Linked DNA regions of Homo sapiens: region 2 is linked to region 1. The links are chromatin contacts, found by Hi-C in ENCODE. All regions are on one chromosome and are shown on one strand. Each heading gives the region's core, a stretch centred on a gene start or an enhancer-like site at or near the end of the contact. The rest is flanking DNA. Distances are from core to core; before and after follow the strand shown. Region 1 holds the start of CMYA5 (cardiomyopathy associated 5). Region 2 has its middle 100 kb from the start of LINC01455.

Region 1 (4,883 bases), core at 1,017-3,516:
TTCTCTCTCCAGCTGGCTACCTGGAGGCTTCATCTGCATGATAAAACTTTGGTCTCAACATCCCCTTATCATAATGCAGACATTCCTTTCCACTGATTCCAAGTCTTAAGAGAATAACTTAACTCTTTCAACCAATTGCCAATCAGAAAAAACTTAAACCTACCTATAACCTAGAAGCCCCCATGCCCTTCAGTTTTCCCACCTTTCTGGACCAAACCAATGTGCATCTTACATGTATTTGATTGAGGTCTCATGTCTCCCTAAAATGTGTAAAATTAAGCTGTCCCCCAACCACCTTGGCCACATGTTCTCAGGATCTCCTGCAGGCCGTGTCACAGGCCATTGGTCACTCATATTTGGCTCAGAACCAATCTCTTCAGATATTTTACAGAGTTTGATGCTTTTTCGTCGATACGTGTTTTTCCTAAATCCAGAAGTTTTGCTGACTTCCTGTTACCCTTGTCATCCAATAAAAAATAAATTGGATGCTTTTTCCAGGCCTCCATTTTCCATATTCCCTCATGTGTCCCTCCACTCTATTTATTCTGACCTCTTTCCCTGGTGTCCACCTTACTGTCTGTAGTCAGAACAGGCTGAAGTTTACTGCAGACAAATCACATCCTTTTCTGAAGGCCTTGACCTTTGTCAAATGGCAATGCAACCCCAGAGTGAATGGTCAGCTGCTCACATTTTAGTGTAAATGAGTTTTCAGATTCTCTTGGTTGTAAATTGTGGTTGGGCAAGGATATGAGGATCCCAGACAACAGTAAGGGAAAGGTTATAAAAGCTGAGTTGACAGACTTCCCCTTCTCAACACTGCCAAGGGATCACAGGTCCCCTACTCCCTGATCCACTTCCTACAGGTGCCTTCTCCTCTGCTCTTCCTGTTTGTAGTCCCTGCCCACTACTTCAAGGCAGCTCCAGCCCAACACTCCCTCTTCTGCCCTTGCACAGTACCCATAGTCCTCCCTTCCACCTCTATATAGTCTCACACTCCCCATGTTAGGGAAACGTTTCCCCATAGGGGAAAAAGTTAGGGAAACTTTTTCCACAAGGTCCTTGAGGCCAGGGACTGTGCTTGCTTCCCACTTGGCAGCTGTTTGATAAACAGGTGACATACATTCAGGACTTCTTGTCTGACCATCCATCCTCCTCAATGCCCCTCTATGGGCTACTTCTTCAACATCGGCTCTGCTGGCTTTGATTAGGTAAGCTGGGCGTTCTGAGATGGTACACACCCACCTGCCACCTTCAAAGCCTTTCTACTGTTATGAACAGACTGAGGAAGAGACATCACTGACTGACACACAGTCAGGAAAAAACCCAAAACTCATACTCAAGGAAAACAAGTGAAGGTAGAAGCTAATCCAAATAGACATTAGATGATTTCTATTATTCTCATTTTAGGGCCTTCTTAAAGGGACGGAGGGTGGGAGATCGAAGGGTGGGAGGTGCATCTTTTGTACATAGTATTACTTCATCGCATTCACGGAAACTGATATTTGGGATTTGGGACCAGGACTTGAAGAACAGGGATTACTGAAACTCATGCTTCTTTTCCCCCAAAGAATTTATGGGCCTTTGTATCAAAATAAGGTCACCTTATTGCAGCCTAGCCTACTGCTAGGCCCCCGGGGAGACCGCCATTCATCGGAAGGTACCAGTGCGCCTTCACCGCCTCCACCCCACCCCCTTCTCCTCTAGCGCAGGATTTCGCGATTGTTCCTGTGCCTCGGGCCAGATGTACGTGTTCCAGCACATTTCGGCAGTTATGCAGGACCTAAGTAAATCCTCAGGAATAAACAAGAGCAGCGAGTCACAAGGAGCTGGGGGCGGGGGTAATGAACTCTGCTGCAGGCGGGCCTGTCACTCCAGCTGACAGCGAGCACCTTCACCTTCAAGTTCTTTTAAACGACAGTGCACCCAGAGAGAAAGTGCCTAGCTCGAGGCAAACGAACCCCAGAGCTTAAAAACTTAAAGCAAACAAGCAAGGGTGCTGCTAGCTGCCCTGCAGGCCCTGGGCCGAGGAGAGAGGCTCGCGCTACCTGGAGTCCGGCTCCTCCTCCGACTCCGCCGCCGTCTCGTCCTCCTCGCCCTCCGACTCCTCCTCGGTCTCCAGCTCCCGGGTCGCCTCCTCGTCCCCGTCGGAGCCGAGAAAGCTCTCGCCAGCGTGGTTGCTATCGCGGCTCGCCATCGCCTCTCCCGGGCCTGGGCCGGGGCCGGAGCCGGAGCCGCCCGCGCCGCGCCTGGTGTTCTCCCTCCGACTGCTCTGGCCCCTGCCCTCCCCAGCCCTGCCCCTGCGGGGGCGGCTCGGGTTCCCGGCGCCGGGGGCGGGCGAGCCCCGCGACTTTAAATAGAAGGCGTCAAAGTTTCGCCACCGAGCTTCTGGGGCCCGGGCTCAGCTTCTCCTCTTCCCTGAGCCCTCCCCCGCCCCCGTTTCGCCAGATCCCTGGCGGGCCTTTCGGACAACTGGAGATCACTTTAAGGGGCGCGGGCTCCGGCTGCACCAGGGGGTTCAAAGGAGGAAAGGCAACCTAGCCCCGTCTCTTATTTCCTCCAGAGTGAGTCTTTTCGGTTTTGAGCTGAGCTACTTTCTGGACCCTTTATCCCAAACAATACCCTGAGCTGGGCACTTAACTACCAGGCACTCTGCTAAGGGTCTCGCTTTCATTACCTCGATTCTGTGGTGGTACCTGTAGAAGGTTTTACTGTAGTGCTGGTTTCCCAGATGAGGAAACTGAGACTCCGAAGAGCTCCAGCAGCTCAGGCTGTCATTGCTAGTAAAATGACCCAATGAGAAACAAAGCTAGGCGTGCCCTGCTCAAAAGCCCAGTTTTGAACCAGTGTTCCGTCCCGGCTCTCTTTATATCGCAAGTCAATATACTGTGTATTTTCTTGCTCAGTGGTCCCTGTTATTGAGCCAGGAAACTTTATCTCCACTCATCTTAAACCTTGAGGAGGAGCAATTTCCCCCACGTTAGCAAAAAGCTAAGTTTTGTCTGAAACTGGCCCAAATGCCCCAAACCTTTCCCCGGATCAAGTTGTGGTTAAAACCCCTCAATGGCTTCCCACTGCTCAAAGACTGAACCCCAACACCCTCACAAAGGTAACGGTTGCCTAACAGGCCATGTTTTACCTGTCTACTCTTTTTTTTTTTTTGAGATGGAGTCTTGCTCTTGTCGCCCAGACTGGAGTGCAATGGCGCGATCTCGGTCCAGTGCAACTTCCACCTCCTGGGTTCACGCGATTCTCCTGCCTCAGCCTCCCGAGTAGCTGGGACTACAGGCGCGCACCACCATGCCCAGCTAATTTTTGTATTTTTAGTAGAGACGGGGTTTCACCATATTGGCTAGCCTAGTCTCGAACTCCTGACCTCAGGTGATCTGCCCACCTCAGCCTCCCAAAGTTCTGGAATTACAGGTGTGAGCCCCCACGCCCAGCTGGTCAGGTGTCTTTAGAAGTCAGGAGTTCCCAACATTGTCAAGTCACTCCACTGTGTCTTTATTAACACAATTCCTTCTGCCTCAAAGGTTGGTCCCATTTTTACCAGGATACCCATCATTCAAGATCACCACCTTTCACTGAAATCCCAAAGTTAAACTCAGTACCTCTCTTCCAGGTTCCCACATAATCCTATATTCAAATTATGTTTGTATCTCCTTCCCCAGCAGACTTCGTAAGTTTACTACTCTTCTTTGTCCCATCATCCCCATCTCTTACAAGCCTACACACTAGCAAAGTAGCTAGCACATAGCAGGTACATATAATGGATGCTCCCTGAAGAGAACAGAACCAGAACTGCTATGTACAAATGGAGGTAACTTTACAATAAAGATATTCATTTCATGAGAATGATTTGATGGCTAGAAGAGTTAACATTTATTTTTAATTATAGCAAGTCACAGAGTTGTTAAATATGACTGTAAGCTGGGGATTATTCACCAGTTACACGAGCTGGTATGCATGCATTATGTCTGGAGGTAATGAACTGTAAATCATTGAATTACAGTACAGATACATCAGCTAGTGGGGCATAAGGAGGGAAAACAGCAGAGTCAAGGCTTCCACAGCTCACTAAACCAGGTTTAGCATCAGCAATATTTATTCTCTTAACACCAGCTAGACTTCACCATCAGTAATCCCAAATGACCATGCTCATCCAGTACAAAAGGAATTCAATCACAGCTGTGGCAATCTGTTAAACACTAATCAAAATCACAGGTAGCCATTCTATGTTCCTTCCATCATTTAATTAAAAATTTCTTACAAACATTAATGTCTATGAGATTTATTTGCAAAGATCCTAGTTCAAATCAATCCAAAATTTAGAATTGTAGTACAGATTGCACATTTTAAACACCACTTTAACAACATATGCAAATACAGTCAACCCTCCGTAACCATGTAGGATTTGTGAATTCAACCAGGATGAAAAATATTTGGGAGGGGGTAGGGAGGAGGCAGAATGGTTGCATCTGTACCGAACAGGTATAGACTTTTTGTCTTGTCATTATTATTCCCTAAACAATACAGTATAACAACTATTTACATAGCATTTACATTGTATTACGTATCAGGTAATTTAGAGATGATTTAAAGTATCAAGAGAATGTGTGTAGGATATATGCAAACACTACACCATTTTATATAAGGGACTTGAGTATCTGTGGATTTTGGTATCTGAAGAGGACGGGGTTGACCTGGAATCAATCCCTCAATATACTGAGGGACAACTATATACAGAAATGGACAGATCAACACAAACAGAAAATAATTTAGTACTCACCACACAAATAATTGAGATTAATAACTTAAAAGTCCAGAAAATTCTCTCATATATTAACAGTTCACTTATCTGATATTTGGCCAGTTATGTGTGCATA
Region 2 (4,701 bases), core at 1,645-4,144, 150 kb before region 1:
GCTCACAATAAACTGTGACATTTGTTTTCTCCTTTGGCTAAGTGCCCCTAGTACTGGATCCAGCCCTTAGCTGGGGCCATAACTCTTCCTCAGCAGATGGTGTCCACTGGCCTTAGGAATCTGGGTGGAGGCCCTCCAGACTGCAGGTGGAAATGTCGCAGGCCATGTTGACCTTGGGCACACTCTGGCTCGGGACAGAAGCCGGTTCAGAGTTAGCCTCTCTTGGGGAAGCTACCAGCTTTGTGACCACATATTATTTCACCTCTCCAGGGCTTTGATTCTTCTTGTATAAAAGGTAGGGATCAGACTAGGTATGTTTTTGTAAACTAAAAAGAAAATCCTAAGTGTCTCACTGACTGAACAAACCCCTTGTGGCCAAGGGGACTCTAGAAAAGCCTTAAAACTCAGTTCCTGGCCATGACGAGGCAGGGGGTCAGACATGCCTCATTATTCCCCCTCTCTTTTATGGTTTTAACACAACTGACCAGCGTTCAGGTTAAAATAGAGACCATAAGATTGACAGAACAGACTCTTTGTTACAATAAGATACCATATTATACACAGGATCTAAGGCTATGCCAGGCAAGGGTTAAGTCACACACGCCTTAAAGAATAAACTGTGGGCCCAGTGGGTGGCTCATGCCTGTATTCCCAGCAATTTGGGAGGTCAAGGTGGAGGGATCACGTGAGGTCAGGAGTTCGAGACCAGCCTGGGCAACATGGCAAAATCCCATCTCTACAAAAAATAAAAAAATTAGCCATGCATGGTGGCACATGCCTGTGGTCCCAGCTACTCAGGAGGCTGCGGTAGGAGGATCAATTGAGCCAGGGAGGTCAAGGCTGCAGTGAGCCATGATTGTGCCATTGCCCTCCAGTCTGGGTGACAGGGCAAGACGCTGTCGCAGAAAAAAAAAAAGAACATGTTCTAACTGCCACGAGATTTTATCCCCTCCTCTAGCTGCTGAACAAGAACTGGACTCAAGATAAGCAAGATTAAAACAATTACAGCTCATCCAGCTCGCAGACACTGACTAACTGATCCCCTGTTCTACCAGCTGTATCGTATCTGTGATTGAATAAGAGACTGATTTCTGTAACTTTCTCCTGATAGGAAGACCACCAAACATGGACTGGTCCCGGCTGGCTTACAGAGGCTGTGCACTTAAGTGCCATCATTTGCTAAAAAGACCTTTTGACATATAGGGCCTAGCTGTAATACATTTCAATGTTCAGTCTCCATCCCAAGGTGAACATGGGTCATATGTTATATACATATTGTTTCAATACGCCCGTGTCAGGACTACCTTCATGAGTATACATAGCACTTCCTGCAACCTATTGAATATGTATGTTTAGCCAGCCGGGTTGGCATAAAGCTCCTACCCCAACTTCTCTTCCTTCCAAGTGCCCGTCTCTCTGGTCTTGGCTGGAGGCTGTGCTTCCCAGTCTGTGGGATGGCTACCTTGCGGACTATAACACCTTATAAAAAATAAAGTCTGCTTTCCTTTTCTTTTTTTTTTTTTTTTAATTTTTTAAGGTGGGGCGGGGGGGTCTCACTATATTTCCCAGGCTGCTTTTGAACTCCTGGGCTCAAGCAATCTGCCCACCCCAGCCTCCCAAAGTGCTGGGTTTACAGGTGTAAGCCACCATGCCCGGCCTCCTCTCCTATTCTAAATTTATAAATGGTGTGTGTGTGTTTTTAAGTTAATATTTTCAAATTTGTATTAGCAATAGAATACATTCTGTAGACAAGGCCCCCAATAACAGATAAAACAAATATAAGTGGAGCTTCTTCAAGGTTAGCATGACGTAATGGGAAGGAGTTTCAGAATTCGAATTCCAGCTCTGCCACTTATGAGGTGTGTGACCTTGGACAAGCTACTTACCCTCTGAGCCTTAGCTTTCTCATTCGTAAAATAGAGATTGTAATAAAACCTACTTCAGGCCAGGCACGGTGGCTCAAGCCTGTAATCCCCACACTTTGGGAGGCCGAGGCGGGCGAATCACGAGGTCAGGAGATCGAGACCATCCTAGCTAATATGGTGAAACCTCGTCTGTACTAAACATACAAAAAAATTAGCCGGGCGTGGTGGCGGGCACCTATAGTCCCAGCCACTCAGGAGGCTGAGGCAGGAGAATGGCGTGAACCCGGGAGGCGGAGCTTGCAGTGAGCCGAGATCGAGCAACTGCACTCCAGCCTGGGCGACAGAGCAAGACTCCGTCTCAAAAAAAAAAAAAAAAAAAAAAAAGAAAAAAAAGAAAAGAAAAAAACCTACTTCATAGGGTTACAGTAAGGATTAATGAGATAATGCATGTATAGTGCCTAGTACAGAAGGGTTTAGTGAGCATTTGCTACCATGATTCACCATTATCAGGTTGCAGCAGGGGTGGGGGCCTTGAGTTTCGCACACTCATCCTTCCTTCTCACTTTTATGCCACACCTGTAGTGTTGAAGAATCCTTGAGAGACCTCAGGGCTCTGTGGGGTGCAGCTTGAGAACCACTGGGTAGAGGAGTATTTCCTAGACTTTCCTCGGGTCAGAGTCACTGAGTAGCTTGTTAAATACCCCCCGCAACCAAGCTCAGGCCCCGGTGCTCTGTGCTTAACAAGCACATCAAGTGTTTCCTATCTTCAGGCACTTTGTGGGGACCTAGGAAGAGGATCCTAAAAGTCCCTCAGGTCTGATAGACCCAGATTTCATCTCTGCCTCAAGCAGGGGCAGGACCCATTCCCAGATGACCCCTGTAGCCTCGAGGCCACCTGGACCAGGCTGGTGGGGAAATGGCCTGTGCTCGCCTCCGAGGTGCCTGCCTGGCAGCTGGAACAGCTTGGGCCTGCCCTCTCACTGACCCCCTGGACTCTGGATCCTGGCCTCTCAGGCTGTCCTCCCAGCCTCAGCTGACTTTCCTGGCCCTCAGCAGGTGGCTGCCCGGAACTAAGGGTCCTGCTTCGCCTCCCTCTGGCCTGCCCGTGTCTGTGATTGCCAGCATCCTGGTGGGGCAATTTCATGGGAAGATGGGATCAGTACTTTAGAGTAAGAAATCTAAAGAGATGCTATTTTCTGCCTAATCTGTTTCTCCCCATGGGTCAATTTGGCTGCACTTTTATTTTGAAATAAAAGAACCTAGGAACAAATGAGCAAACACCTTATTATTAAGAACCATCTGCAGAAACTCCCGTGGAGCAGCTCCAAGGTCAAAGCTATCTGTTCTGCCTCATACACAAAACAGCCGACAGGCAGGCAGAATAGGAAATCATAGAATCATAAAAAGTTTGGGCAAACCATAGTACCTTCTTTTCAACTGAATATAAAAGTAAGAGTTCTCTCTGCAACGCAGAGACAATCTTCAAACTCAGAACATTTGTGTGTGTTTAACAGAAACAACAATGATCATGTTGAGTTGGCTGGGGCGGTCAGGAAAAATCAACAGCAGCCCTGAGACTCATTCTTGGCACTTTCCTTCTCTTTGATCCCAGATTTTCATTTTTCAAAAAGTGCCATCTGTTCTTCCTGTAACTTTCATGTTGGAGAAAAATAATTTCAATTCTTGAAATTGTGTGTTTTCTCCTTCTTTCCCCCTGCCTGATCCCTCTGTCTGCGCAGATGAGGGAGGGATTCAAGAGGTGAGTTTCTATTAATAAGCCTGTGTGACTAACTCCCACCAGGAGAGGATGGGCCTGTGATGCTGGGCTATTAAGCAAAGTTATAAGTAAGATATACCATGGGATTTGCTTTAGGTTGCCAAGAGACCTCTCTGTGGTGATGGAAATGCTCTCTGTCTCTGTGGCCCAATACTGTAGCCATGGGTGATTACTGAGCAATTGAAATGCAGCTAGTGCAGCTGAAGAACTATGTTTTTAGATGTATTTCATTTTAATTAATTTAAATTTAAATGTAAGCTACCAAATATCTAAATAGGTGTCACAGTTTAGGGGATTAATTGTGCATGTGCGTGTGTGTGTGCACGCTCTCTTGCGCACCTGCACACACACACTAGGGGAGGCTTCAGGGGAGATGAGCAGCAGGCTCAGGGATCCTACAGCAGCAGGCTCTGACCCTCTCCCTCCTCTACTGGTCTTCACTTGGTCCATGGTCCTTCCACAAACCACCACCAATTGCCCAAACCCCTCATGAAGCAGTTTCTTCCAGCATATGGCCACAAAGCTTTTTTTTTTTCCTTAATGAATGTAGCTTCCATGTACTCTTGTTATGTGGGCTCTCCTGATCTAACTACAGTCTTCAAGCCTACTAGCTTAAAAAAATTAGCTTCGTCTAAGAGGCTACCTCCAATCCAAACCATTAAGCATTTTGTTGAGAAGGAATGGGAGGTCAAGTGTCAGCCCAGAGAGAAAGAGTGCTATAATCCATTAGTAACGTCTGCTGTGGCTGCAGGCAAGGGCAAGGGCAGGGTGAATAACTGCCAACCCCACAGTCAATCCTTGCTGTAGCTTTGCTTCACAAGCTAGTGAACTAATTAGCTTCATTTATCCAGTCTATTCTGTATTGGGACTGCTGGGCCTACATGTTTGGATTTATTTTACAGCACGTAGCCTCTGATTTTCTTTCTCTTTTTCCCTGAGTGCCTTCCCACCTAGGCAATCCTTCGCCATACCCCACCCCCAGTATCTGTGACATTTTTAAGTCTCTTGGCAAGATACCACTAAGGTATGTAAGTAATTCATGTAAGGTTTAATCTTTTG

The links. Hi-C counts contacts between places; a loop is a spot of excess contacts on that map. Pooled maps may share reads with other maps.
Region 2: a map of uterus shows a loop between it and region 1 (2.6-fold over the local background). The contact joins the enhancer-like site here to the promoter of CMYA5 in region 1. A Hi-C loop is called at or near these places in 2 of 168 maps with a recorded cell type or tissue (gastrocnemius medialis and uterus) and 4 of 50 pooled maps.

Annotation. Positions count from the first base shown.
Region 1 is chr5:79,687,219-79,692,101 of GRCh38, reverse strand. It overlaps CMYA5 (cardiomyopathy associated 5), which reads right to left and starts at 2,266. Exons shown (of 13, transcript NM_153610.5): 1 at 2,046-2,266. The coding sequence starts at 2,194. TENT2 (terminal nucleotidyltransferase 2) reads right to left here. Exons shown (of 15, transcript NM_001114394.3): 15 at 3,856-4,883. RefSeq lists an enhancer at 2,255-2,756.
Region 2 is chr5:79,833,334-79,838,034 of GRCh38, reverse strand. No RefSeq gene overlaps it. Among named protein-coding and RNA genes, the nearest start is that of LINC01455, 100 kb to the left of the region's middle. Within about 2 kb of position 2,894, at least 5 of the 41 ENCODE cell types and tissues checked have a DNase peak (open chromatin) inside an H3K27ac peak, as active enhancers do; they include uterus, where a contact is called at or near this core.